2 separate regions of the Homo sapiens genome follow, and region 1 is linked to region 2. A link is an interaction called in ENCODE POLR2A ChIA-PET data of the cell type or tissue named here. Cell type or tissue: OCI-LY7. All regions are shown on one strand. Each heading gives the region's core, and the rest is flanking DNA. Links, peaks and the distances in the headings are about the cores only.

Region 1 (13,400 bases), core at 645-8,644, 100 kb after region 2:
TGGCAAAACCCAAAAAATAGCCGGGCGTGATGGTGGGCGCCTTGTAGTCCCAGCTACTTGGGAGGCTGAGGCAGGAGAATCGCTTGAATCCGGGAGTCAGAGTTTGCAGTGAGCCAAGATTGTGCCACTGAACTCCAGCCTGGTGACAGAGTGAGACTCGGTCTCAAAAAAAAAAAAAAAAAAAAAAAAGGCCAGGCACGGTGGCTCACCCCTGAAATCCCAGCACTTTGGGAGGCCAAAGTGGGCGGATCACAAGGTCAGGAGTTCGAGACCAGCCTGGCCAATATAGCGAAACCTTGTCTCTACTAAAACTACAAAAATTAGCCGGGCGTGGTGGCAGGAGCCTGTATCCCAGCTACTCGGAAGGCTGAGGCAGGAGAATCACTTGAACCCAGGACGCAGAGCTTGCAGTGAGTGGAGATCACGCCACTGCACTCCAGCCTGGGCAACACAGCGAGACTCCGTCTCAAAAAATAAACAAAAAAAAAACAAAAAGAAAAGAAAGAAAAGTGCACTGGTCATGCTGAGAAAAGGAGATAAGAGAGGTGGGGGACCAACTAAGGGAGCTCAGGGTACATCTCCAGACCCAAGACAATGAAAGAGATGGAGCCTGGTGCAAACAGTGATGGTGGACAGGAGCAGAGAAATGCAGAGACAGCAGATGGGCCTGGGGGACCGGTTAGGGGGAGGTGACCCATGGAATAGATCTGTCCCATCCACTAGGAGATGGGATGGGGGGGAGCTTGCTTGCTTATTTTTTTTCTTTCTTTCTCTCTCTTTTTTCTTTTTTGAGACAGTCTCGTTCTGTCCCCCAAGCTGGAGTGCAGTGGCGCGATCTCGGCTCACTGCAACCTCCACCTCCTGGGTTCAAGTGAGTCTCCTGCCTCAGTCTCCCAAGTAGCTGAGACTACAGGTGCGTGCCACCACACACGGCTAATTTTTTTGGTATTTTTAGTAAAGATGTGGTTTCACCATGTTGGCCAGACTGGTCTTGAACTCCTGGCCTCAAGTGATCCACCCGCCTCAACCTCCCAAAGTGCTAGGATTACAGGTGTGAGCCACCGCGCCCCGCCTCTTTCTTTTTTATTTTCTCTCTCTGTCTCTCTTTCTTTCCTTTTATTTATTTATAATTATTTATTTATTTATTTATTTATTTATTTATTTATTTTTTGAGACAGAGTCTCCCTCTGTCACCCAGGCTGGAGTGCAATGGCATGATCTTGGCTCACTGCAACCTCCACCTCCTGAGTTCAAGTGATTTTCGTGCCTCAGCCTCCCAAGTAACTAGGATTATAGACATGCACCACCATGCCCAGCAAATTTTTGTATTTTTAGTAGAGACAGGGTTTTGCCAAGTTAGCCAGGCTGGTCTTGAACTCCTGACCTCAGGTGATCTGCCTGCCTCAGCCTCCCAAAGTGCTGGGATTACAGGTGTGAGCCACCGCGCCCAGCTTTTTTTTTTTAATTTTTTTAAGAGACAAGGTCTCACTCTGTTGCCCAGGCTGGAGGGCAGTGGTGCAATCATGGCTCACTGCAGCCTGGAACTCCTGGTCTCAAACAATTCCTCCCACCTCAGCTTCCCGAGTAGCTGGGACTACAGGCACGTGCCACCATGCACAGCTAATTTTTTTTTTTTTTTCTTGAAACTGAGTCTCGCTCTGTTGCCCAGGCTGGAGTGTCATGGCGCAATCTCGGCTCACTGCCAGCTCTGCCTCCCAGGTTCACGCCATTCTCCTGCCTCAGCCTCCCGAGTAGCTGGGACTACAGGCGCCCGCCACCATGCCCAGCTAATTTTTTTTGTATTTTTAGTAGAGACGGGGTTTCACTGTGTTAGCCAGGATGGTCTCGATCTCCTGACCTCGCGATCCACCTGCCTCGGCCTCCCAAAGTGCTGGGATTACAGGCATGAGCCACCGCGCCCGGCCTATGGCTAATTTTTTTGTACAGGCGGGGTTTTGCTATGTTGCCGAAGTTGGACTCGAACTGAGCGGGGCAGCTTGAGTTGAGGCACAGGTCTGGCCTCCTGGCCTTTGCTCCTGCCGTGCCCATAGCCAGCCTGCCCACCTCAGTCCTCAATCCTGCTTCACCTTGAAGACCCCAATGCCCCTCCTCCCCAGGGGGCATCCAGTGTTAAGGATCAGTCCTCAGCGAGTCCTCCTGCCTCCAAATCACACCAACGTCTTTTCCATGCCAATGAAGAAATGATCCTGGGACGGCCTGAATCAGGGACAGATTGAAGTGAGGGTCTCAGGCCCCTTAGAAGAGGGGTCTACAAGCTTCTTCTCCAATGGGCCAGACAGTAAATATTTTCAGCTTCGAGGGCCAGACAGTCTGTTGAATGACTCAATTCTGCGGTGAAGCGTAAAAGCAGCCACGGATACAGGGTAAATGAATGAGCCCGGCTCCATGCCAATAAAACTTTATTTATGGACACTAAAATTTGAATTGCATATACTTTTCCCCATGTCGTGAAATTTCCCTTTTGATTCTTTTTTCCCAACCATTTAAAAATGAAAAAGCCATTCTTAACTCGCAGGCTGTGCAGAAACAGGTGGCAGGCTGGATTTAGCAAACCAGCCTGGTTCCAACACCAGCTCCCCTCTCCCTCCGCCCCACATCTGCCCCTTCAACTCCCATATCAGGGAGTCTGGGAGGATTATCCATTTTTTTTAAAGTATTCTTATAAGGATAATATAGTCTTACATTGTTAAAATAAAAACCTGAGTCCAGCTACTTGGGAGGCTAACACTGGAGGACCGCTTGAGCTCAGATAAACGGGCAACATAGTGAGACCCCTATCTTTAAAAATTAAGGCTGGGCATGGTGGCTCATGCCTGTAATCTCAGCAGTTTGGGAGGCCAAGGCGGACGGATCACAAGGTGAAAAGAGATTGAGACCATTCTGGCTAACACGGTGAAACCCTGTCTGTACCAAAAATACAAAAAAATTAGCTAGGCGTGGTGGCGGGCGCCTGTAGTCCCAGCTACTCAGGAGGCTGAGGCAGGAGAATGGTGTGAACCTGGGAGGCGGAGCTTGCACTGAGCTGAGATTGTGCCACTGCCCTCCAGCCTGGGCGACAGAGCGAGACTCTGTCTCAAAAAGAAAAAAAAATAATAATAAAAAACTTTTTTTTTTTTTTTGAGGCAAGGTCTTCTTCTGTCACCCAGGCTGGAGTGCAGTGGTGTGATCACAGCTCACTGCAGCCTTGACCTCCTGGACTTGGCATATCCTCCCACCTCAGCCTCCCAAGTAGCTGGGACCACAGGCACATGCCACCACACCCAGCTAATTTTTTGTATATTTTCTAGAGACAGGGTTTCTCCATGTTGCCCTGGCTGGTCTCAAATTCCTGGGCTCAAGCGATCCTCATGCCTGGGCCTCCCAAAGTGCTGGAAATAGGTACTGCCCCTGGCCTAAAAAAAACAATGTTGACACAGAGTCTTGCTCTGTCGCTGAGGCTGGAGTGCAGTGGTGCGATCTCAGATCACTGCAACCTCCAGCCCTCGGGTTCAAGCGATTCTCCTGCCTCAGCCTCCCCAGTAGCTGGAATTAACAGGTGCCCACCACCATGCCTGGCTAATTTTTGTATTTTTAGTAGAGATGAGGTTTCACCATGTTAGCCAGGCTGGTCTCAAACTCCTGACCTCATGATCCGCCTGCCTCAACCTCCCAAAGTGCTGGGATTACAGGAATGAGCCATCAAGCCCAGCCAATTTTATTATTATTATTATTATTATTATTATTATTATTATTATTATTTTATGCCAGGCGTGATGGCTCACACCTGTAATCCTAGCACTTTGGGAGGCTGAGGCGGGAGGATTGCCTGAGTTCAGGAGTTCAAGACTACCCTGGGCAATACGGTGAAACCCCGTATCTACTAAAATACAAAAAACAAAAAAAATTAGCCGGGCATAGTGGTGCACGTCTGTAATCCCAGCTACTCACAAGGCTGAGGGAGGAGAATTGCTTGAACCCAGGAGGCAGAGGTTGCAGTGAGCCGAGATCCCACCACCGCACTCCAGCCTGGGTGACAGAGCAAGACTCCGTCTCTTAAAAAAAAAAAAAAAGGAAAGAAAACACATGCTCCGGCTGGGCAAGGTGGCTCACGCCTGTAATCCCAGCACTTTGGGAGGCTGAGGCGGGTGGATCACCTGTGGTCAGGAGTTGCCGACCAGCCTGGCCAATATAGTGAACCCCCGTCTCTACTAAAAATACAAAAAAATTAGCCGGGCGTGGTGGCGGACGCCTGTAATCCCAGCTACTAGGGAGACTGAGGCAGGAGAATCACTTGAACCTGGGAGGTGGAGGTTGCAGTGAGCCGAGATCATGCCACTGCACTCCAGCCTGGGCAACAAGAGTGAAACTCTACCTCAAACAAACAAACAAAAAAATTAGCCGGGCATGGCCAGGCGTGGTGGCTCTGGCCTGTAATTCCAGCACTTTGGGAAGCCAAAACGGGCTGATCACTTGAGGTCAGGAGTTCCAGACCAGCCTGACCAACATGGCGAAACCTCGTCTCTACTAAAAATACAAAAAATTAGCCAGACATGGTGGCACGCGCCTGTAATTCCAGCTACTCAGGAGGCTGAGGCAGGAGAATCGCTTGAACCCGGGAGGCAGAGGTTGCAGGAGGCTGAGGCAGGAGAATCGCTTGAACCCGGGAGGCAGAGGTTGCAGTGAGCCGAAATCACGCCACTGCACTCCAGCCTGGGCGACAGAGTGAGACACCATCTCAAAAAAGAGAGAGAGAGAAAAAAAAAGCCAGGTGTGGTGGCTCACGCCTGTAATCCTAGCACTTTGGGAGGCCGAGGCGGCTGAATTACCTCAGGTCAGAGTTCCGGTCCAGCCTGGCCAACATGGTGAAATCCTGTCTCTACTTAAAATATAAAAATTAGCCGGGCATAGTTGCAGGCGCCTGTAATCTCAGCTACTCAGGAGGCTGAGGCAGGAGAATCGCTTGAACCAACGAGGTGGAGGTTGCAGTGACCCAAGATTGCGCTGTTGCACTCCGGCCTGGGCAACAAGAGCAAAACTCTGTCAAAAAAAAGTGTGAGGGGGACAGGGGAGGAGGGGACAAATAGGAAAGTTGTTTAGCTTTGCAGGGTCTCTGTCAAAACAGCTCCACTCTGCCACAGTCACGAAAAGGCAACCACAGACAATGTGGACTCAAATGGGTGTAACCTGTGTACCCTGAATTCATGAAGGCTGGAATTGCAATTTCATATAATTGTTATGTATCATGGAATACTCTTATTCTTTTGTTTTCAACCACTTAAAAATGTAAAAACCATTCTTAGCCCAAGGGCCGTGCAGAGACAACAGACGAATGCCACCTATGGGCTGCGGTTTGCCGACCTGGGTCCAGTTGGCTTCTTGTTCTCCCGCACGTTGTTGGGGGCTGGCACAGGCTAGGCTGTACCCACAAAGGTGTTGCATGAATGAACACTGCGTGCATGAATGGTGGCAGCCAGCCGGGCCAGCAAGAGAACCCTTCCATCATCACCTCTTTCCTGAACAGCCTTGGGAAAGCCACTTAACCTCTCTGGGCCTTGTGTTTACAGCTGTAAGTGATCCTGATGTTAGTCTTGCTGGTTTGTTTTGAAGATGCTAAATGTATCTGGCCCACACAGGGCCTGCCTCAGCCTTGGTGGGGGCCTAGTGATTCCCACTCCTCCTCCCCAAAGCTGACAGGCTGTCTTTAAAAGGGAGAAGGTGGCCAGGCACGGTGGCTCACACCTATAATCGCAGCACTTTGGGAGGCCGAGGCAGGCGGATCATGAGGTCAGGAGTTGGAGACCAGCCTGGCCAACATGGTGAAACCTCATCTCTACTAAAAATAGAAAAAATTAGCCGGGCGTGGTGGCAGATGCCTGTAATCTCAGCTACTCCAGAGGCTGAGGCAAGAGAATCACTTGAACCAAAGAGGCAGAGGTTGCAGTGAGCCAAGACCGCACCACTGCACTCCAGCCTGGGCAACAGAGCGAGACTACATCTCAAAACCAAAAAAAAAAAAAAAAAAAAAGGGAGAAGGCAGGAGCATCCCCACACTGGCTCAGGGCCCCCCACCATCACTCCTCAAGCCCGCCGAGCCGGCGCCAGGGCCTGGCCAGCACCACACACACACTCTTCTCCTGGCCTAAATATATTCCAACCTCAGAGACGTTCCACGCCCCATGCTCACTTCTGCCTTCCTGCCCTAGCGTGGTACCCGGAAAAAAAAATCCCACTGAAAGAGGGCGGGTAGAGGAGGAGGAAGCAGGAGAGGGCAGTGTGGATGGTCTTGACATGTGGCCTCAAGGGTCCTGACCTTTATGGGGATGCTGGGATGGCGGAGATTGGAGGATGATAAGGACCTCCATTCTGTTTCTCTCCTCTTCTCAGTCGCTCTGAGTCACCATTCTGGCAGCCCCTGGCCTAGAGCCAAGGTGAAGTGGGACATGAGGGCAGAAGGCAGGCAGGGAGATCTGCTTGAGTCTCTGGTTTCTCCTCCACGCCCACAGGGGCCATCGGTCTTGGAGCACACACCCTAGCACCCACCCAGTAAATCCGGAGGCAGGATCAGGGTACCCCAAGCCCTCTGGCTCCGGGGCCACCATTGCCACCACCCAACCCTGGGAACCAGGAAATAGAACAAGGCAGCCTGACTCCACCCACCTCAGGCTGCCATCCAGCAAGCCCACCCACCAGGAAATGGGAGGCTGGCACCCCTCACTCCAGGTAGAGGGACGGTGCAATGGGCCATGCTATGGTCTCACCAATCCCTTCCCAAGATTCTGGAACCCGCAGATCACCTCCACCATAAGGACTCGATCCAGGCCCAAGATGAGAAAACACATGCTCCTGGCCAGGCGCAGTGGCTCATGCCTGTAATCCCAGCACTTTTGGAGGCCGAGGCGGGCAGATCTAGAGGTCAAGAGATCGAGACCATCCTGGCTAACATGGTGAAACCCTGTCTCTACTAAAAATACAAAAAAATTAGCCGGGTGTGGTGGCGGGCACCTGTATGTAGTCCCAGCTACTTGGGAGGCTGAGGCAGGAGAATGGCATGAACCCAGGAGGCGGAGCTTGCAGTGAGCCGAGATGGCGCCACTGTACTCCAGCCTGGGTGACAGAGCAAGACTCCGTCTCAAAAAAAAAAAGAAAAAGAAAGAAAGAAAGAAAGAAAAAAAAAGAACACATATGCTCCAGCTGGGCACGGTGGCTCACACCTGTAATCCAGCACTTTGGGAGGCCGAGACGGGTGGATCACCTGAGGTCAGGTCAGGAGTTCGAGCCGCCAGCCTGGCCAACATGGTGAAATCCCATCTCTACTCAAAATAAAAAAATTAGCTGCGCATGGTGGCGGGTGCCTGTAATCCCAGCTACTCGAGAGGCTGAGGCAGGAGAATCGCTTGAACCTGGGAGGCAGAGGTTGTAGTGAGCTGAGATCGTGCCACTGCACTTTAGCCTGGGAGAAAGCAAGACCTCATCTCAGAAAAAAAAAAAGAAAAAGAAAACACACGGTCTAAGTTACTTTGCAGGTTGGTATGAGTATGGACAGGTAGAACAGGTGAAGCAGGCGGCAAGGCTGCGCCCCACCCCACCCCAACATTTGGCAACATCTGGAGACATCTTTCATTGGCACAGGGTTGAGGCCAGGGCTACTACTCAACATCAAAGATGCACAGGGTAGCTCCCTGCACAAAGAGTGATCTGGCCCCACATGGAGAAACCACAGGCCGGGCGCAGTGGCTCATGCCTGTCATCCCAACACTTTGGGAGGCTGAGGCAGGAGGATTGCTTGAGGCCAGCCTGGGCAACACAGAGAGATCCCCATCTCTGAAAAAAAAAAATTCTTTTTTGAGATGGAGTTTCACTCTATTACCTAGGCTGGTGTGCAGTGGAGCAATCTTGGCTCACTGCAATCTCTGCCTCCCAGGTTCAAGTGATTCTCCCACCTCAGCCTCCCAAGGAGCTGGAATTACAGGCACTCACCATCATGCCTGGCTAATTTATATATATATAATTTTTTTTTTCTTGAGACAGAGTCTCACTCTGTCGCCCAGGCTAAAGTGCAGTGGAGTGTTCTCAGCTCACTGCAACCTCCATCTCCCGGGTTCAAGCAATTCTCTGCCTCAGCCTCCCAAGCAGCTGGGACTACAGGTGCCTGTCACCACGCCCGGCTAATTTTTGTATTTTTAGTAGAGACAGGGGTTTCACCAGGTTGGCCAGGCTGGTCTCGAACTCCTGACCTTGTTATCCACCTGCCTCGGCCTCCCAAAGTGCTGGGATTACAGGCGTGAGCCACCATGCCTGGCCTAAGAAAAAAACTTTTTAAATTAGCTGACCATGGTGGCCCACATCTGTAGTCCCTGCTACTCAGGAGGGTGAGGTGGGAAGAATTGCTTGAGCCTAGGAGTTTGAGGCTGCAGTGAGCTATGATCATGCCATGAGCTCCAGCCTGGGTAACAGAATGAGACCCTGTTTCAATAAAAAAACAAAACACAACAAAACAGGAGTTGGAAGACAAAGTTTTGGAGAAGAAGTGAGATTCTCACTGGCCTGGAACACCAAGCAAGAGGGGGCTTGGGGCTGCCTGGGTTGCTGGGAAGAGCTGCCAAGGGACCTGTCCAGTCTGGGGAGTGGCCAGGCCAGCAGGGAAGACAGCAGGAGCATCCCTCCTAGCTGAGCATTGTCCCCATCTTTTCAAAATTTACAGGTCAGCTGCCAGGGAGGGAGCCACCCAGAGCAGAGGATGGGCTCACTCGGGTTATCTGGGACAATCACAGGTAACCTCAGTCTGTCTGAGGCAGCCTGAGGGTGGGGCAGAGAATTTCCCAGGAGCCCTGTGGGGTGGGGTGTGCCTGGCTGTGTGGGACCCGCTGGGCCTGGACAAGGCAACTCTGAGAGTTAAGGAGACCGAGCTAGCCCGTCCAGTCTGACCAGAAACCCAGGCTCAAGGTTGGGATATGAGGCCATGGGGGTGGATCCTAGCTCCAGACTCCCAGCCTCAGGGACAGGGCTGGCTTAGTCATCGTGGAACCACTGGGAAGTTGAGGGATGTGTGTGCCTGCCCCACCCTCCACCCCAGGGATGTCCAGAGAGTCATGAGAAAGAGGGACAATGACCAGGCGTAGTAGCTCATCACAGTACTTTGGGAGGCAGAGGCAGGAGGCTCACTTGAAATCAGGAATTGGAGACCAGCCTCAGCAACATAGCAAGACCCCATATCTGCAAAAAAAATTAAAAAATTAGCCAGGCATGGTGATGTACACCTATAGTCCCAGCTACTTGGGAGGCTGAGGTGGGAAGATCACTTGAGCACAGGAGTTCAGGGCTGCAGTGAGCTATGATCATGCCACTACATTGCAACCTGGGTGACAGAGTGAGACCCTGTCTCTAAAAAAACAAACAAAAGAAAAAAGAAAAAGAAGAAAGGCCGGGCTCACGCCTGTAATCCCAGCATTTTCAGAGGCTGAGGCTAATGGATAACTTGAGGCCAGGAGTTTGAGATCAGCCTGGCCAACATGGTGAAACCCTGTCTCTACTAAAAATACAAAAATCGGCCAGGCATGGTGGCACATGCCTGTAGTCCCAGGTACTGGGGAGGCTGAGGCAGGAGAATTGCTTGAACCTGGGAGGTGGAGGTTGCAGTGAACTGAGATGGCACCACTATACGGCAGCCTGGGTGGAAAAAAAAAAAAAGTCAAGTAAAAGAAAGAGGCACAAGCCTGGGAGAAAGGAGGGGAACCAATGAGGATCCCAGGCATATGGAGATACAGCAGTGCCCACTCAGTGCTCAGAGAACAAAGGCCCTCCCATGAACACCCCCAATTACAAGTGGCCTCATCATAGCACTGCTGCCCTGCCCCTGCCAGAGCTGCAAAGCAAAGCAGAGAGAGGTTACATTATAGACATGTAACAAATGTTCTTATGTACGCCATACATATGCAAAAATAACTGATTTTCTTGAGACTGGGCCTTGCTTTGTTACCCAGGCTGGAGTGCAGTGACATGATCATAGCTCACTGCAGCCTCAAACTCCTGGGCTCAAGCCACCCTCCCGCCTCAGCCTCTAGAGTAGCTGGGACTACAGGTGTGCGCCACCACACCTGGCTAATTTTTTGCAGAGATGGGGGTGTGGTGGTCTTGCCATGTTGCATAGGTTGGTCTCGAACTCCTAGCCTCAAGTGATCATCCCACCTCAGCCACTCAAAGCTTTGGAATTACAGGCATCAGCCACTTTGCCTGGCTTAATTTTTTTTTTTTTTTCAGATGGAGTCTCAAAGTCTGGAGCAATGAAACCTCCTCCTCCCGGGTTCCTGATTATCCTGAGTCAGCCTCCTGAGTAGCTGGGGCTACAGGTGCATGCCACCACCACCAGCTAATTTTTGTATTTCTAGTAGAGTCAGGGTTTCACCATGTTGTCCAGGCTGGTCTCGAACTCCTGACCTCAAGTGATCCACCTGCCTCGACCTCCCAAAGTGTTGAGATTACAGGCGTGAGCCACTGCACCCTCTGAAACCCATGGTGAAACCCTGTCTCTACTAAAAATACAAAAAGTAGCCAGGTGTGGTGGCGCACGCCTGTCGTCCAGCTACTCGGGAGGCTGAGGCAGGAGAATCATTCGAACCTGGGAGGTGGAGGTTGTAGTGAGCTGAGATCACACCACTGCACTCCAGCCTGGGCGACAGAGTGAGACTCTGTCTCAAAAAAGAAAAAGAAAAAGAAAAAAAACCTCCCAGACTGAAGAGAAGGCTTTGGTAGATCCAGGGGCATGCACCCTCAGCTTCCCCCTCCAAACTGGCTTCATATCCAACCCTCATGGGAGGGAATTTCTGGTCCCAAACAGCATGACAGTACTTTGAAAATTCCAGTATCTGTTTATAAGGTAGTGTCCGCAGGGATTTGGAAAGTGTCTGGAGAACGCGTGGAAGGCAGCGCGCAGACTTTAGTGGCCTCCCCCAGCCAGCAGCACGAAGGGGTAAAAGGGTCCCAAGAGCCCCACCCCACCTACCGCCACCTCATCCTGAGTCTGAGAGCTGCAGCCCGCACAGACCAGGCAGTGAGTAATTGCAGGTTTGCTTCAAGCCTTCCGGGTCGTGAGAAACCAAAGTTTCACTCCGGAAGGGCGCGCCTCGGCAGCAGGGGAGAGAAGGAAGGGGGTTGGGGGTGGGGTGGTCTCAGGTGGAGGTTGGCAGCGAGCTGGCCTGGAGCCCAGGCTCCAGAGCTTACCAAGCCCCAGCTGCTGGGCCCCGGCCCCTCTGGCCTCTGACACGCCCCTGACTAGGCGGCCTCCCGACAGGCCCTCCCTGCCCCCCGGTCTAAAGGCTGAAGCAATGAGCCATTTCCTTTCCCGTGAACTCAGCCAGGGCCCCGCTGATTGCAGACACCACCAGCAAGGATGGGTACCAGGAAATGGCGGGGGCAGAGGGAGGAGATTGCAGCAGCCTCTCCAGTCTAGCAGTTTGATCATGCTCAGTAAATAATGTTTACAAAACAAGTAAATAAACAAGTGAGGGTGGGGCGCAGTGGCTCACGCCTGTAATCCCAGCACTTTGGGAGGCTGAGACAGGTGGATCACGAAGTCAGAAGTTCAAGATCAGCCTGGCCAAGATGGTGAAACCACATCTCTACTAAAAATACAAAAATTAGCCGGGCATGGTGGTGCACACCTGTAATCCCAGCTCCTCAGGAGGCTGAGGCAGAGAATTGCTTGAACCCGGGAGGCGGAGGTTGCAGTGAGCCGAGATCGCGCCTTGCACTCCAGCCTGGGTGACAGAACGAGACTCCATCTCAAAATAAATAAATTTAAATAAACAAGTGAACAACAGCAAACAAAAAACTTTGTCTTTACCCAGCCCCTGGACTGAGCGTGCACAGATTGACCCCTGGGGAAGTGTTCATCCTGCAGAAAGGGGAGAAGAGAGGAAAATGAAGTGAAGTGGCAAATGATTCTAAGAGGGAACCTGGTGAGTGATCAGCCCTGGATATGAGGAAAGAGAAAACAGGTAGCCCAGGAGTGGCAAGGAGACCTGGGGTGCGGCTCTCAGCTCCCAGAAGGAGCTGGTTCCTTATCTGAGAACCAGAGATAGAAGCTGGGTTTAAGCAAAAGTTCACCAACCAGGACAAAGGTCCTCACACTCTCCTCCTCCCCACCGAAAAGAAAAGAAAAGAAGAAAAATCCGGCCGGGCGTGGTGGCTCACACCTGTAATCCCAGCACTTTGGGAGGCCGAGGCGGGCAGATCACGAGGTCAGGAGTTCGAGACCAGCCTGACCAACATGGTGAAACCCCGTCTCTACTTAAAAAAAAAAAAAATACAAAAATTAGCTGGGCACGGTGGTGCACGCCTGTAATCCCAGCTACTCAGGAAGCTGAGGCAGGAGAATTGCTTGAACCTGGGAGGCAGAGCTTTCAGTGAGCCAAGATTGGGCCATTGCACTCCCACCTGGGCGACAGAGCAAGACTCCATCTCAAAAAAAAAAAAAAATCCAGGAGAGGAAGAATGTCAATGGGCTTTGCTTTACTGGACAGGGTAACCCTGGACACTTTGTTTAACCACTCTGTGCCTCAGTTCCCCTCAGTTCCCTCATCTGTAAAATGGGGCTAATGAAAGTGCCTACCTGGTGGGGCACAGTGGCTCACACCTGTAATCTCAGCACTTTGGGAGGCTGAGGCAGGCAGATCACCTGAGGTCAGGAGTTCCAAGACCAGCCTGGCCAACATGGTGAATCCCCATCTCTGCTAAAAATACAAAAATTAGCTGGGCGTGGCGGTGCATGCCTGTAATCCCATCTACTTGGGAAGCTGAGGCAGGAGAATTGCTTGAACCTGGGAGGCAGAGGGTTCAATGAGCTGATATCGCGTCACTGCACTCCAGCCTGGGCAACAGAACAAGACTCCACTTCAGAAGGAAAAAAAAAAAAAAGGCCGAGCGCGGTGGCTCACACCTGTAATCCCAGAACTTTGGGAGGCCAAGGCGGGCGGATCACCTGAGGTTGGGAGTTCGAGACCCACATGGCGAAACCCCACCTCTCTACTAAAAATATAAAATTAGCCGGGCATGGTGCCCATGCCTGTAATCCCAGCTGCTCAGGAGGCTGAGGCAAGAGAATCACTTGAACCCAGAGACGGAGGTTGCGGTGAGCTGAGACCGTGCCATTGCACTCCAGCCTGGGCAACAAGAGTGAAACTCCGTCGCGGGGGGAAAAAAAGGCCTACTTTAGGGCTGGGCTGGGCACGGTGGCTCATTCCTGTAACCTCAGCACTTTGGAAGGCCGAAGGCAGGAGGATCACTTGAGCCCAGGAGTTAAAGACCATCCTGGGCAACATAGCAAGACCCCTAAAAAAAAAAAGAGTGAAGTGCCTACTTTTTATCCTGACCCAGGCTTGTGGTGAGGATTAAACAAATGCACG
Region 2 (16,864 bases), core at 1,098-9,097:
ACACGAAGCTTTGAAAGAAACAACTATTTGGCTCAGAAACACAGCCTAAGCTTTTGGTTTTTATGAAAGCAAGCCCCTTTGCGGATGGTGGGTCTGTTGACAACCCCTGTTAATTGAGCACTTGCTGTGTCCCAGGAAGAAACTCAGCATGCAGTATCTCATTTAATCCTCACAATGCGCCCCCCCAACCCCCCGCCCAGGCATCCCCATTTGACAGATGGGAAAACTGAGGCTCAGGGGAATGAGAGAGTGGTAAGTGGCCTGTCCAGGGTCACACAGCAGAATTCCAACTCTGCATCCCCCAAAGCTCCCACTGCTTCCCCCAACTGTCTGCATTTACTAATCACCTACTGTATGCTACGGATGGGTGTGCATAGCCCCTTTGAGTCCTGACAAGCAGGAATGAGTGCATGCTTGTGGTTGAGATGGGGAAACCGAGGCACCAACAGGCAAGGGCGTGCCTCAGTCATGGGCTGCGGGCAGAGGCTTGACCCCAGGGCCTGGTAGAGGGTGGACTGGTGGCTCCTGTTTCCCTCCCCAGCTCCCTCCCCCAACCCTTCCCTCCCAACCCAGAGCCAAAAAAGTGTGTTTTCTGCTGGTCCAAGGCTCTGCTGCCCTGGCTAAGTAGGTTAGGACCCAGGCAAAGCTGGCGAGCCCCATCCCTCAAGCCCGCCCACAGCTTACCATGCACTTTCCCTTCCTTCCCAGGCCTGGCAGGCCCCCCTGGGGACCTGATGGGGGAGATGGAAGGAAATAATTAGAACGCAGCTCCTGGAGGAAGCTAGAGCCAGTGCTCAGCCTCCTCACAGTCCGCTTAGTTGCTTCCCGCAGCCTGGTTTCCCCCAGGGGCCTCCAGGAGCCAGGCGTGGGGAGGAGGTGTCCCTGGAGGGGTCCACAAACCCCCTGCTGACGCGAGGATGCTGAAGAAGGCGTTGCCTTCGGCAGGGAGGGCACAGGCATGGATGATCCAGGGGGCACGGCAGCTCCCAGGGCTGAAGGGAATCTAGGCAGTGCTCAGACCAGGCCCCAGGGACTGTTTGCAAAGAGCGTTCAGCTCCCCGGCCCCCTCCCTCGTCCATCTCGCAGTCGAAACTTCTCTACAAGAACACTGTGGCCCCATAACGTTCACACCACGTAACCACCATCCAGGGCAAGAAATAGAACAAAAACGCCCCACGCGGCATGTGCCTCCTCGATCCCCCACCCCCACCGCCTTCTTTCCCTCTAGAGCTGCTGGGGACACTGTCTGGAGACATTTTTGGTTGTCACGACAGGAGGGGGGAGGTGCTCCTGGCATCTGGTGGGTGGAGGCCAGGGATGTTGCTCAGCACCCGCCGATGCCCAGGACAGCCCCCACTCTAGAGGATGATCCAGACCCAAATGTCCACAGAGCCCAGCTTGAGAAACCCTGCCTTACCGGTAACCACGACCCCAGCTTCTGGAATGAGCGTTTTTGGCTTCTCTCTTTTTCCCACCTGCACAGGCTTTTTTTTTTTTTTTTTTTAAGAGACAATGTCTCTCTCTGTCGCCCAGGTTGGGGTGCAGTAACGTGATCATGGCTCACTGCAGCCTCAACGTCCCGGGCTCAAGTGATCCTCCCACCTCAGCCCCCCAGGTAGCTAGGACCACAGGCATGCACCACCACACCCAGCTAATTTTTAAATGCTTGTAGAAACGGGCCTCGCTATGTTGCCAGGCTGGTCTCGAACTCTTGACCTCAAGCAATCCTCCCTCCTCAGATTCCCAGAGCTCTGGAATTACAGGCATGTAATTCCAATTCTTACATGCCTGTAATTGGCCAACACTGGCCAATTCTTAAAAACTGAATTTATGTTTGCTCTTCTGTAACATTCAATAAATGAGACACTTCTATGCTTCGCATTAAATGAGTACATGTTGCTTTTGCAGGATTGATGGGCATTCTTTTTTTTTTTTTTTTTTTTGAGATGGAGTCTTGCTCTGTCACCCAGGCTGGAGTGCAGTGGTGCAATCTTGGCTCACTGCAACCTCCGCCTCCCGGGTTTAAGCGATTCTCCTGCCTCAGCCTCCAGAGTAGCTGGGACTACAGGCAGGCGCCACCACACCCGGCTAATTTTTGTATTTTTAGTAGAGACGGGGTTTCACACTATCAGCCAGACTGGTCTCAAACTCCTGACCTCAAGTGATCCGCCCGCCTTGGCCTCCCAAAGTGCTGGGATTACAGGCGTGAGCCACCACGCCCGGTCAATGAGCATTCTTTATGATGCTGTTTTGAGATTTACTGTGTGGCATGGGATGTGTTATCCATCCCCTGTTGACAGATGTTTGGGTTGTTTCTAAGTGTGAATACTGTCCCCATGCCACGCCCCTCAACATGTTTCCTGAGTCACCTGGACAGTAATTTCTCCAGGAGGCCAGATGCAGTGGCTCACGCCTATAATCCCAGCACTTCGAGAGGCCAAGGTGGGAGCAATGCTTGAGGCCAGGAGTTCAAGACCAGCTTGGGCAACATAGTGAGACCCCCACCTCTACCAAAAAAAAAAAAAATTTTTTTTTTTTTAATTAACCGAGCGTGGTGGTGCACACCTGTGGTCCCAGCCACTTGGGAGGCTGAGGTGGGAGGATCACTTGGGTCTGGAAGGTCAAGGCTGTAGTGATCCATGTTCATACCACTGCACTCCAACCTGGGTGACAGAGCGAGACCCTGTCTCAATAAATAAGAATTCCTCCAGGGTATAAACCAAAAGCGAAGTTTCTAGAGCATATAATTTGCAAGTGGTTGGCCTCAGTAAATGCAGCTTGAATGTTTATTGGACAATAAACACAGTGACCCTTTGGGAGGCCAAGGCGGGTGGATCACCTGAGGTCAGGAGTTTGAGACCAGCCTGGCCAACATGGTGAAACCCCGTCTCTACCAAAAATACAAAAATTATCTGGGCGTGGTAACACACAACTGTAATCCCAGCTACTCGGGAGGCTGAAGCACAAGAATCACTTGAACCCAGGAGGTGGAGGTTGCAGTGAGCCAAGATGGCGTCACTGCACTCTAGCCTTGGCGACAGAGCGAGACCCTGTCTCCAAAATATATATAAATAAATAAAAATAAACACAGTGGGCCGGGCACAGTGGGCCGGGCTCGCACCTGTAATCCCAGCACTTTGGGAGGCCAAGGTGGGTAGATCACGTGAGGTCAGGAGTTCGAGACCAGACTGGCCAATATGGTAAAACCTGGTCTCTACTAAAAATACAAAAATTAGCCGGGCGTGGTAGCATGCGCCTGTAATCCCAGACACTTGGAGGCTGAGGCAGAAGAATTGCTTGAACCCGGGAGGCAGAGGTTCCAGTGAGCCAAGATTGTGCCACTGCACTCCAGCCTGGGTGACAGAGTGAGACACCATCTCAAAAAAAAATTAAAAAATAAATGAACGCAGTGGCCCTTGCACCAGTAGCTCATGGGAACTCCTGTTCTTCCACATCCTTGTCAACACTTGGTACTGTCGACTGTTTCATTTGGCCGATCTGCTGGGTGTGGAGTGAGATCTTATTGGGGTTGTGCTTGGCATTTCCCTGTAATGAATGAGATCAAGCACTTTTTTGGATTAGACTGAGCCACAGGAAATAACATTTTCAAATAGATGAAAAAGATCTAAGTATTAGGAATACTTGAACCTAATTTATTGGTCTTTTGATTTCCTCTTGCACAGCTTATTAAGAGCTCCAGAATTAGATTCACCTGACCCCCACGGCCTGCCCTTTCCCAGCTCCCTCTCTTCCTTCTTTCCTTCCATTCATTCCTTTAGTAAGTATTTGATAAGCAACTACTATGTGCCAGGTACTGAGCGAGCCAGGGAGGATTGACAGGGTATGAGATGGTCCCTGCACTCCCAGAGCCCACAAACCACCAGGCCTTTGACCAGGCTGTGCCCACTGCCTCGTGCACCTGAAATACTCTCCCACCACCATCCCCTCTGCCCACCCAGGTCTTTCAAGCCAATCCCCTTGCACCAGCCCCTCCCTCCAGGAAGTCACCTCACCCTGACCCCAGGCACTCTGGTCTCTGATTCCTCTTCAAGCACCACATATAACAGGAATATAAGTTATAACCACACAGATCACAGAGCCCAGCTCCTCCAGGACCCAGTACAGCCCCAACTGTTGATGCATTCATTCAACAAACATTTCTTGAGCACCTACTGTATTCCTGACCCTGTATTATAAGCTGGAGACGCCATGGTGACAGACAGACATCCCTGTCCTTGTGGGGCTGACATTTGGGTGGGGGAGATGGACAATGAGATTATCAGTAACTACAACAAATGTTCAGGGAGTGATAAGTGGCCGGGGGTGTGGTGGGCAGAGGGAAGGAGAGACTTCGTAAAGAGGATCTCAAGCACCAGGAGATGGAATTTAAACAGCCGGTCAGGGGAGTCCTCACTGGGAAAGTGTTATTTGAGCTAAGTCATAAAGGAGGAGAAAGACGGAATCAAATGGGATGTGGGGGAAAGCATTCCAGAGAGACAGAACAGCCTGTGCAAAGGCCCTGAGGTGGAAGCATCTTGGGGAACAAAAGGAAGTGAGCAAGGGAGAGAATGAGAGGAAGTGAGGGCAGGGAGCTGAATGGTCAGATCGTGCAGGGGCTTGAGGGCCTCGGGGAGGACTTTGACTTTTATCCCTGAATGAGGTGGGAGCCACGGAGGATTGTAAGCAGGGGAAGGATGTGCCTGACTTCTTTGGTGTTCACAGCGCCCTCTGGTGGCCATGTTCAGTAATGCTCAGCCCTTGCAGCTTCTGGGTGGATCTGATTTTTTTTTTTTTTTTTTTTTTAGACAGTCTCTGTCTCCCAGGCTGGAGTGCAGTGGCACGATCTCGGCTCACTGCAACCTCCGCCTCCCACGTTCAAGTGACTGTCACGCCTTGGCCTCCCAAGTAGCTGGAATTACAGGCACACGCCACCATGCCCAGCTAATTTTTTATATTTTTAGTAGACACGGGGTTTTGCCATTTGGTTAGGCTGGTCTCGAACTCCTGACCTCAAGTGATCTGCCTGCCTCAGCCTCCCAAAGTGCTGGGATTACAGGCTCGAGCCACCGTGCCCAGCCGGTGTCCACCCCATGTCTAGCACCAGCCAGACACTGTGCCGGCGCACCCTCATCTTCAGGCCTGGGTGACACCAGAGGTGTGCTATGGTGTGTCCTGGACAGGGGCTGGGCCAGAGGACATTGCTCGTCCAGGCAGAAACATCAGGCCTGGGGAGGGGCACAGGAAAAATCAACCTACCCTGGCAGGGGCCTGGCCTTGAAGCAGGAAGAGATGCCGTGGCAGGAAGTTGGCCCCAGTGTTTAAAAAAACCACGTAGCAACTATTTCTCGCCCAGGATGCCCAGGAAAGCAAGGGTACTGGGGGATTAGATCCATCACCAAGAAGGATACAGTCAGCCCTGAACTTCTCTGGGGCCGCTTCTAATCCACTACAGGGCTTGGGGCAAATTTTAAAAGGTACCCTTCCCGTGGGTTAGCGAACTGGCCTAGTACAGTGATTTTTTTGTTAGGATTTGCTGCCATCTGCTGGACAATTTCATTCACAACATACAAATCTGCAGTATGAAAAGAGATGGGAGGGGCCCTTGTGCAGTGCACGCCCTGCGCAACTGTATATAGCAGCTGTGTTTCCTCTTCTGGGTAGAAACTCTGCTCCCCAGTAGGCGATCGTTAGTTTTACCGGGGCTCTGCTGGAACAGGCCAGTGATCCACTGCTCTCTTGCTTTTATCCCTTACAGGTGCTGCGATACTTTGACTACGTTTTTACAGGCGTCTTTACCTTTGAGATGGTGATCAAGGTGAGTGCAGATTATAAGTGAGAACACACGGTAATTTTTTTTTTTAAGCAAGTGCAGGGCTGGGCACAGTGGATCATGCCTGTAATCCCAGCACTTTGGGAGGCTGAGGCAGGCAGATCACTTGAGATCAGGAGGTTGAGGCCAGCCTGGCCAACATGGTGAAACCCCATCTCTACTAAAAATACAAAAATTAGCCGGGCATGGTGGCACATGTCTGTAATCCCAGCTACTCGGGAGGCTGAGGCAGGAGAATCACTTGAACCCTAGGCTGCAATGAGCCGATGTGGAGGCTGCAGTGAGCCGAGATCTTGCCACTGCATTCCAGCCTGGGTGACACAGCGAGACTCTGTCAAAAAAAAAAAAAAAAAAAAGAGCTGGGATTCCAGGAGATCCTGAGCCTCCAAGAATGCCCCCCTTGAGAGGATGAGTCTCCCAGAGGATTAGAAATGCCTGGTGTGTTTGAAGAGCAGCAAGGAAGCTGGTGTGGCTGGGCGGAGTGAGAGAACAGTGGGGAAACGAAGGACAGAGAGATGAGTGGGGAGGTGAGGGGGCACCTTGTGCCGGGGATCACAGAGAGGGCTCTTCGGCTCTTACTTTGAGTGAGGTGAGGGCCATAGAGTGTTCTGAGCAGAGGAGGGACTTGATCCAGGTGTTCACAGGTGCCCTTTGGCATCTGTGGGAAGCCAGAGGACCTGTGAGCAGGTGATCACACTGGTCCCCATGGGCGATGACGGGGACAGGATCAGGCTGGTGACCAAAGAAGAGGTGAGAAGTGGACAGATTCTTGGAAGGTTCTGGAAATAGAGCCAGTGAGTTTTGCTGATAGAGCCACCAATGAGGGATTTGGGACAAAGAGGCATCAAAGAGGATCCCAAAGTTTGGATCTAAGAGCCGGCAAGCCAGAGCTGGCTTCCATCAGGCAAAGGGGGGCCGCCTCATGGGGCAGGGGCTCCCCACTCCTCCCTGGAGTCCTCTGGCCACTGCCCATCCCTGCAAGATGAGGTGGCCTCATTGGCTTCCCTGCCTCTCCCCGAGAGGCTAGAGAGTGGGTGGCAGCACCCCAGGGTGGGGATCAGGTGGGGGTTCTGAGCACCCTCTCTTCTCCCCCACAGATGATTGACCTGGGGCTCGTCCTGCATCAGGGTGCCTACTTCCGTGACCTCTGGAATATTCTCGACTTCATAGTGGTCAGTGGGGCCCTGGTAGCCTTTGCCTTCACGTAAGTCTCCTCGCAAGGGTTCCTCTTGCCTCTTTTCCCCCAACCCCCAGCCTGGGCCACACATCGGATTACAGGACATGTTCTCAGGGTCTAGGGATGGGGTGTGTGGGCTCCGGGGACGTGGGAGATATCAGCATGCCACCAGGAAGAGCTTCGATGGCTTTTTGCATGATGTCCATGGAGGAAGAAGGAGAAGGGACCCCCCCTCCTGCCAACCTTCTACCTCCTCACACAGCAACGGGCCTCAGCCACATCACTGGCCCCTTGCTGTGCAGCTTCCTGTAGACTAGCCTCGCCGGAACATCTCATCCCCCTACTACTCCACAAGCGCCGCCCAAACCGCTGTCTCTTTGGAAAGTCCCTAAAGAGACAATCAGGAAACGAATGTGCATGAGAATTCTGACCCCCTCCCTATGCCTGAAGGCCCCGTAGTTGTAGACCTGGTGACTCCCTTTGTGTGTCTTTCACTTCTCCTGGCAGTCCTAGGATTCTCTGCCCTCTGAAAGGCCATGTGTCATCCTGCAGCTCCAAGATGGCGCCCCAGTTGTAGGCAGCCATTTCAGGATGGCACCCAAGCTCTTAGTAGTCATCCCAAGATGGCATCCAAGTTCTGGGTGGCCATTCCAAGATGGCCCCTGAGTTCTGAGCTATCATTCCAAGATGGCCTCTGAATTTGGGGTGGTCATTCTTAGATGGTCCCTGAGTTCCAAGGTGACCTTCAAGTTCTGGGTAGCCATTCCAGGATGGTCCCCAAGCTCTGGGTGGCTATTCCAAGATGGCCCCAAGTTCTAGGCAGCCATTGCAAGATGGCCCCTGAGTTCCAGGGTGGCCCCCAAGTTCTGGGCAACCATTCCAAGGTGGCATCCAAGTTCTGGGTGGCTATTCCAAGATGGCCTCTGATTTCTGGGCTACCATGCTAAGATGGCCTCTGGATTCTTGGTGGCCATTCTTACATGGTCCCTGAGTTCCAAGGTGGCCTTCAAGTTCTGGGTAGCCATTCCAAGACGGTCCCCAAGTCTTGGATGGCTACTCGAAGGTGACCCCCAAGTTCTGGGCAGCCATCTCAAGGTGGCACCCTAGTTCTGGGTAACCATTCCAAAATGGCACCCAAGTTCTAGGGCAACCATTTCAAAATGGCCCCCAAGTTCTGGGTGACTATTTCAAGATGGTACCCAACAGGTGAGTGGCCATTAGCCCTTAGGGCCCTGATAGCAGACTTAGCAGTACATTCCTGAAGTTGTAGACATTTGGAGCGGGATGAAAAATATCTAATCAGTCTTTAATCAAGAAACAAATCTTGGGGACCCTGGCTGTGCCCATCATGGTGAATGATTCCCTGACAGGTTTTGAAAGGATCTTGACACATTCACTCCCATCGTGAGAGAATCAGGGGCTTCCTCCTGTGCCTCTGCCTCTAGGCTCCCTCCTGAGCCAATCTGGAGGGGCCCTTGAATGGTCTCCCTCACCAAACAATGAGGACTTGGTTTGTCAGGAGGGCCAAAATAGTGGCCCATTTCCAGTAGAAGGGCTGTTAAGTAGGCCACACTTAGATTCTTCTCTGGGAACACAATGAGGTCAAGTTGTGTTAGAACAAAAAATCTCCAGAGTTTTTGGATGCCTCAGAGCTGGAGATGTATCATGAAGGTTGGGAGGCTGATTATACTTCTTTCTCTTTCTCTTTCACTCCTTCCTCCTCTTTCTCCTCTCTTTTTGTTCGTTTACTCTTTTCTTTTTCTCTTCTCCTCTCCCTCCCCACATCCTTCCCTCTCCTCAAAGCTTTTCAGTGTCTATTTGACTACTAGAGCAATGCACGGTGGCTTACACCTGCAATCCCAGCACTTTGGGAGGCTGAGACAGGCAGATTGCTTGAGCCCAGGAGGCCAAGACCAGCCTGGGTAACATAGGGAGACCCCATCTCTAAAAAAAAAAAAAAACAATTAGCCAGGCATGGTAGTATGCCTGCACTAGCAGCTACACGGGAGGCTGAGGTGGGAGAATTGCTTGAGCCCAGGAGGTTCAAGGCTGCAGTGAGCCGAAATCGCACCACTGCACCCCAGTCTGGGGAACACAGGAAGAACTTGTCTCAAAAAAATAAAAAGTTTAAAAAATTAAAAATCAATGAATTTGCTATTTAGAATATTATGCTTTATATGGTTACTGAATAATTTTAATAGTGATGAGTACAAAAAAAACAGGTTTAGCAAGCTGTTCTGTAGGTTAAAAAGTAAATAAATAAATAATTAATTAAACAAAATACAATGCACATCAAATTAGGGGACAAAGATTGTGACGAATAAGACAAGGAGTCCATGTCTTTAAAATATGAAAAGCAGTTACAAATCAATAAGAAACACTACTTCTCAATGGATAAATGGGCAAAGGACATAAACAGAAATCTGATAGAATGCTGGCAACTAGTAAAAATGGAGGTAAATCAACCCTTGGAATTCAGAGAAATGTAAAATAAAAACGAGATACAATTCATTCCCTATCAAGTTAGCACTGTTCCCGCCGCACCCCCACACACACACAAAAAATGATTTTTTTAGCTAATAAACAGCATATATAAGAATGTATTATAATAGGCTGGGCACAGTGGCTCACGCCTGTAACCCTAGCATTTTGGGAGGCCAAGGGAGGGGGATCACCTGAGGTCAGCAGTTCGAGACCAGCCTGGCCGACATGACAAAACCCTGTCTCTACTAAAAAATACAAAAATTAGCCAGGCATGGTGGCGGATGCCTGTAATCCCAGCTACTCAGGTGGGTAAGGCAGGAGAATTGCTTGGACCCAGGAGATGGAGACTGCAGTGAGCCGAGATCATGCCACTGCACTCCAGCCTGGGTGAGAAAGCAAGATTTTGTCTCAAAAATAAAAAAAGGAATGTATTATAATAAAATATACTTTTCTCCCCCTCTATCACCTATTTAAGCAGGTCCTTCAAGTTGTCAGGTAGACATCATGCTATGAGAAAATTTAAATCCTGAAAAGCCAGAATGTTTTACCACCCTCAGCCTGGAATGAATCCTTCTCCTATGGAAATAACCTACGGGTTTCTCCACCCCTCTCTGCCTTTCAGCCCCTTCCCTCCCTCTCCCCTCCTTTTCTTTCTCCCTCTTTCTCTTCCTCCTTTCCCCTCTCTTCCCTCTCTCTTCTTCCCTCTCTCTGTCTCTTTCTGTTCGTCTTTCTCCTTTTACCCCCTCTCAGTTTCTATCTTTTTATTTTCCTCTTTCTCTCTCTCTCTCCCTCTCTTTCTCTCTCACTCCCTGCACTGTTGATGACCTATGTCCTTGGGTGATGTGGGCCTCCCCTGGACCGTGTAGCTTGGAGAAAGCTGACCCTCTGTCATCGGTCTGGCAACAGGGACTTGGCCCCCCTACCCTGCATTCTGATGAGGAATGGTATTCAGACAAAGGCAGATCCCAGGACACAGGAGGACATGCTCAGGCAGGGACCCCCGCCCCTTTCCTCTGGGGCAAGGTCTGCTCAGCAGCCTCCAAGATTCCTAGGGCTCAAGAGGTGGCAGGTAGCTCAGGGCACTAGGGCAGGCAGTGGGGTGAATATGTCACTCATATCCACCTGTCCACACACAATGCTTACCTTGGCCACCTGTGCCCAGGGGAATGGGTTTTATCCTGTGAATCCTCCCAGTGACCACCACTGAGTGTGGCACAGATAAATGGTACCAAGCCCAAGCTGTTCAGGTCTCCAATGTCACTTTCCTCTCAGACCTCTGTTGTAGCTGACATACTGTAATGCTGAGGAGGGCCGGGCACAGTGGCTCATGCCTGTAATCCTAGCTCTTTCGGAGGCCAAGGCAGATGGATCACCTGGGGTCAGGAGTTCAAGACCAGCCTGGGCAACATGGTGAAACCCCAGGCAACATGGTAAAACCCTGTCTCTACTAAAAATACAAATATTAGCCAAGCGTGATAGCAGGCGCCTGTAATCTCAGCTACTCGGGAGGCTGAGGCAGAAGAATTGCTTGAACCTGGGAAGTGGAGGTTGCAGTGAGCCAAGATTGCACCACTGCACTCCAGCCTGGGCAACAGAGCAAGACTCTGTCTCAAAAAAAAAAAAAAATGCTGAGGAGGTGACTGTCCCACCTCCATCCTCCGAGTTGACCATCACAATTTAGGGAGGGGAATGACCTACAAAGGACCCAGAAGCAAGCCTTTCAATTGTTGAGCTTTTGCCATTATGGGCCATCGTTTACAACATGCTGTTTCTAGGTTCTCTGGAGGTAAAATTAGCCTCCTCTTTTAAACAAAGCTAATCTGCAAAAGCGAACCAAAAATTCTTTTCCACCAGAGATCAATTAGCAGAATGAGCTGGGTGCGATGGCTCACACCTGTAATCCCAGCACTTGGGGAGGCCGAGGCAGGTGGATCACTTGAGGTCAGGGGTCCAAGACCAGCATGGCCAACATGGTGAAACCCCATCTCTACTAAAAATACAAAAACTAGCTGGGTGTGGTGGGGAGGGCCTGTAGTCCCAGCTACTCGGGAGGGTGAGGCAGGAGAATTGCTTGAACCCAGGAGGTGAAGGTTGCAGTGAGCCAAGATTGTGCCACTGCACTCCAGCCTGGGTGACGGAGCAAGACTCCATCTCAAAAAAAAAAAAAAAAAAAAAAAACAGCAGAATGATTCTTTTGGGGAGTTGACTTTTTTTTTAATTTCTGAGTTTTCTTTTTAAATATCAAGTTATACAAGGGCATTCAAATTGGCCTACAACTCACAGGAATTTGGCAGCCTGTTTGCAGAGTCAAGCTTTTACATTGTTCTCATGAAATTGGTACAGGCATAAAGCCACCCTTCACTCTTGAAAATCCATTTTGAATGTTGTTGTTTTAATTCTTATGCAAGAAAAGGATCTGGATAGGGATTTCAGGCCATCCTGTCAACCCTGGCAGGCTTGTAGATCATGCAGGAACTGGGAGGTGTGAGATTTTGCCAGTAGGATCCTGGCAAGTGCCTGGGACTCTCCCAGGGTTTTGGAAGAGCCGACGGACATGAGTCCAACAGGGAGCATCTTTATATCATGGCCGAAGGGATGAGAGAGGAGACCCTCAAACCTCACGCCTACCACACCCTCCCCACCCCACTGTCAAGAGTCCATCTGGTACTGCTGTTCCTCCCCCAGGGCAGGGCTGCAGGCCCAGCACAGCTGGCCAGGTGCCTTGATCAAGCCATTCCTGCACACCTAAGAGCCAAACTGCTAGAAAACCAGAATAGGAGCTACTGCTTTTTTCCCTAAAAAGTTTTGGAATCTTCTCCCCGTTACAGGTTTCTGGCCTCTTTTGCCTGAGAAGGTCTCTCACCCTATGAGGACTTTGCTTATTGTCTTTCCTTGTTATCGGATAGTTGGCACATTGGAAGGAGCATGGATGCTCTGAGGTTCTCAGCCTGAGCGCTGAACTCTCCACCCGCCCCCCACCCCCCACCCCAGGGTCCTCTGCTTATTTCCTTTCTGGTCTTTTAACTTGCTTTGTCTGTCCTCTGTGCATATCCCCTCATAGACAAGGCTGAGAGCCCCACAAGTATTAGATTGACCTTATTGTTTTAAGAAATTGTCCCTCCAGGTCTGTTTGATTTCTCTCTAGATGTGCAAGTCCTTTAGCCTCTCTGTGCCTCAGTTTTTCCCATCTAGATGAGGAAACTGCGGCCCAGAGGGACTGTGGAGGGAAGTAAGTCCGACAAGATCACTGAGGTTGGGTTCAGCTGTCAGATGCTACCCATCTCCCAGCCCTGAATACGGAGGCTCACAGTGAGCAGAATGATGCTCAGCAGCCTGGCCAGCCTGGGTTCTTTGAGGCCTGGCAGGGCTGCGAGATCCAGGGGAAGGGAATAGGGGAAGGGAGCATAAGGTTATTCCCTTCCTTGTTGAAAGGAACCTTGCCATTCTGGCCTGTTGGGGTCAAAGCAAGGATTCTTCCCCCAGTGCTGTGATTGTGGCCTCGTCTCCGATATGGGAGAAAACTATCCCTGTGGTCCCACCAAGGGATGTATTGAAGCTCTTCTGAAGATGTCCACCCCTCCTGCACCTCACCCAAATATCTGTGTGTGTGTGTCCTGCTCAATTCACTGACTGTGTCCCTTGTATCCATGCGTCTACCATAAACACCCCATTTCATGAGCCATCACACGTGGTATCACGCTCTGTGCCCATGCATCAGGGCGGCCAACTGACATTTCTCAGCAGCTGGCAGATCATGATCCTGCCCTCACCGCCAAGAGTCCATCTGGCGCGGCTGTTCTTCCCCCAAAGGCAGGACCGCAACTGGCAGAGCGCCTTGATCAAGCTGCTCCTGCATACCCAGGAGCCAAACTGTCAGGAAGCCAAAGATGGAGCCCTCAGGCTGCTATCTCTTGATCCTCATCTTCAAAACAGCCCCCACCCCTGAAGGCATTATTTTTCTTGTGTATGATGAAATGGAAAGAAGATTAGAGTGCGAGATACCCACACCTGGGTTTGAATCTTAGTCTGTCTTCCCAGCTGTGTGCCTGCCCTTGGGCAGGTCACTCTTTTTCTCTAGGCCTCAGCTTCCTCATCTGGAAAATGGTCATAATGGTGCTGTCTTCCCATAGGCAAATGCAGTGATGTCCAGAAGACTCCCATATTAAACCTAAAGTCAGCAGATTAGGCAAAAATCACTGTCATTGAAAACTCCCTCAATCATCCGTAAAGAAGCTGGGTGTGGTGTCTCTCACCTGTAGTCCCAGCTACTTGGGAGGCTGAGGTGGGAGAATCACTTGAGCCAGGGAGTTCAAGGCTGCGGTAAGCTATGATTGTGCTACTGCACTCCAGCCTGGGCGACAGAGCAAGACCACGTCTCTAAAAATATAAAATAAAGCCGGGTGCGGTGGCTTACGCCTGTAATCCCAGCACTTTGGAAGGCTGAGGCAGCCTGGCAACAGAGTGAGAATCCATCAAAAAAAAAAAAAAAAAAAAAAAAAGTAGAATCTATATGATTCTACGTATGCAATAATTCCTAGATACACTGAATTTGAGAACCCCAAGTCAGACTACAGGAAAAGGAGATGAGGGGGTGTGGAGGAGAATCCACTTGGAATATTTGTAGACATTTAAACCATTCTGTGTTTTAAAAAATATCACAGCCGGGCGCGGTGGCTCACACCTGTAATCCTAGCACTTTGGGAGGCCAAGGTGGGCGGATCACGAGGTCAAGAGATGGAGACCATCCTGGCTAACACGGTGAAACCCCATCTCTACTAAAAATACAAAAAAAATTAGCTGGGCGTGGTGGTGGGCGCCTGTAGTCCCAGCACTCGGGAGGCTGAGGAAGGAGAATGGCGTGAACCTGGGAGGCGGAGCTTGCAGTGAGCCGAGATCTTGCCACTGCACTCCAGCCTGGGCGACAGAGCGAGACTCCGTTTCAAAAAAAAAAAAAAAAATCACTAACTTCCAGAGGGGTCGTGGATGGAAAATTCCATAGAGTCCGCTTGGCGACAGGGTTTCCGCCATTCTGATGGCGGTCAAGTCTTTCTAACCTGGATCTCCAGTCATTGTTGAAGGCGCCTAATGAGCCCCAAGCCTGATTCCAATGAATCACGAGAGGACCAGCTGCTAGGTGCTGATAGCTTTCCCCAGGCCCGCATTTGCTCAGAGGGCTTCAGAGTTGCTTCTAATTCCATCCCAAGTCAGAACTCTTTGCTGACCCCCTCCTTCATAAAGAGCAAAGCCAAGGCCATAGCTTTTGTTAATCAAACATCAGAATTCCACAGACCTGAGTTGGTTGGTTGTTTGTTTTAAGAGACAGAGTCTTGCCCAGGATGCAGTGGCTCACACTTGTAATCCCAGCGCTCTGGGAGGCCTAGGCAGGAGGATCACTTGAGCCCAGGAGTTTGAGACCAGCCTGAGCAACATAATGAGACCCCCGTCTCTACAAAAAATGGAAAAATTTGCCTGTATTTCCAGCTACTTGGGAGGCTAAGGTGGGAGAATCACCTGAGCCCTGGAGGTTGAGGCTACAGTGAGCCAAGATCCCGCTACTGCACTGCAGCCTGGGCAACAGAGGGAGACCCTGCCTCAAAAAAAAAGGAGAGAAGGAGAGAGACAGGGTCTCCCTATGTTGTCCAGGCTGGTCTCGAACTTCTGGCCTCAAGCAATCTTCCCAACTCGTCCTCCCAAGGTGCTGGGATTATAGCTGTGAGCCACGGCACCCAGTCTGGGCCTGTTTTGCAGATGAGGATAACGAGAGGCAGAGTCAGGATTCAAACCCAGGTCCCCTCAACTTCAAAGCTCACAACCTTTTAGACATTCTAAAACCTTGCAGCTCCACAACGCCTGGAGAAGAGGGGTTTCTCCGGCTCTTGGCAGTGACTTTCCGTGGTGAATTCACCTTTGGTAACTGACAGCTTTGCAGCTGTCCTGCTACCTGGAAATTTGGCTTTCTTAGTGCTTTCTTGGGCAGTGCCAGGTGCCTGCCAAGGGCGGGGGACTGAATGGAGGTGGGGGCGGCTTCCAGATGGAAGGATGGACATCGGCCAGCGCCATGAGCCTGAGGCTCCCCCAACTGCTGCCCGGGCGGGACTCGGGGGTGCTCAGGGGTGCGTGTGTGTACGTGCGTGTTCTGTGTTCTTTTTTCTGAGGCCACTTACGATCTGTCTCTCCCTCCGATGCCACATCACCAGGAGCAGTACACGGTAAAGTCTCTCTCTATCTTTCTCTCTCTCTCTCTTTCTCTCTCTCTCTCTCTCATATTCTGTCTCTCGTGATCTGTCCCCTGGTGCAGCCTCGTTAGTTCTGGGCCTGTTTCTGTGGCCTTGTGTCCTTGCTGCCGCTGTCCTGTCGCTTCAAATGACCAGAACTCACTCCCTGCGAAGGAGGCATCCCAAAGGGTCTTGCCAATGCCTCCGCCCATGCCCCACCAGTTCTTGCAGAGAACAGAAGGGGCAGAGGTTCAGTTTCAATAGGCAAGCTGGGTGGAGCAGTTATCAGAAGCAATGAAAGTGGGCCAGACACGGTGGCTCACGCCTCTAATCCCAGCATTTTGGGAGGCCGAGGCGGGTAGATCACTTGAGGTCAGGAGTTTCAGACCAGCCTGGTCAACATGGTGAAACCCCATCTCTACTAAAAATGCAAAAAATTATCTGGGCTTGGTGGTGCACACCTGTAATCCCAGCTACATAGGAAGCTGAGGCAGGAGAATCACTTAAACCTGGGAGGTGGAGGTTGCAGTGAGCTGAGATTGCACCACTGCACTCCACCCTGGGTGACAGAGTGAGACTCTGTCTCAAAAAAATATATAAAATAAATTGAACAATAAAAAAATAAAATGGCCATGGAATCGTTTTCAGATGAGGAGATGCAGAATGCCCATGGAGACATGCTCCCAATTGTCACTTGTTTGGGACATCAAGATTTTAGCCAGTTCCATGTGCAACCTGGATGTACAGTTCCTTGACTTTTTTTCTATCAACATGTATTCTAAAGTTCAATTTCAAAAGGAAACTTTAGCCAGGTGCAGTGGTGCATGCCTGCAGTCCCAGCCATTTGGGAGGCTGAGACTGAAGGATCACTTGAGCCCAGGAGTTGGAGGCTGCGGTGAGCTATGATCGTGCCACTGCACTCCCCCCTGAGATTCCATCTCTTTAATTTAAATAAAAAAAAAGGAAACTATATTATCCACTTACAACCAGCATTGCTAACCTAAGATAAATCTGCAACTGCAAAAGTAAATGTAGGCCAGACATGGTGGCTCACACCTATAATCCCAGCACTTTGGGAGGCCGAGGCAGGTGGATCACTTGAGGTCGGGAGTTCGAGACCAGCCTGACCAACATGGAGAAACCCCGTCTCTACTAAAA

What was found. Peaks named below come from ENCODE experiments on the same cell type or tissue, not always from the same donor. Only the 100,000 strongest peaks of a DNase experiment are listed, where the experiment ranks them.
Region 1: POLR2A ChIA-PET joins it to region 2 with 10 read pairs; 9 of 35 experiments call an interaction of 5 or more read pairs at or near these places.

What each region holds. Positions count from the first base shown.
Region 1 is chr19:13,165,530-13,178,929 of GRCh38, reverse strand. No RefSeq gene overlaps it. Among named protein-coding and RNA genes, the nearest start is that of IER2, 22 kb to the right of the region's middle. RefSeq lists enhancers at 6,306-6,355, 6,396-6,455, 8,307-8,807, 8,808-9,308, 11,001-11,628 and 1 more. In OCI-LY7, for the core only: no CTCF peak of the experiment used is centred there; no DNase peak of the experiment used is centred there; H3K4me3 peaks cover 672 bases; H3K27ac peaks cover 1,515 bases.
Region 2 is chr19:13,266,020-13,282,883 of GRCh38, reverse strand. CACNA1A (calcium voltage-gated channel subunit alpha1 A) reads left to right here. Exons shown (of 47, transcript NM_001127222.2): 23 at 5,756-5,815; 24 at 6,928-7,034. Among named protein-coding and RNA genes, the nearest start is that of IER2, 120 kb to the right of the region's middle. RefSeq lists enhancers at 5,073-5,242, 7,341-7,390, 7,411-7,480, 7,501-7,580, 6,681-7,880 and 1 more and a silencer at 5,563-5,622. In OCI-LY7, for the core only: CTCF peaks have their summits at 4,528, 4,730 (motif pointing left) and 5,546 (motif pointing left); DNase peaks (open chromatin) are centred at 4,713 and 5,533; H3K4me3 peaks cover 302 bases; H3K27ac peaks cover 539 bases.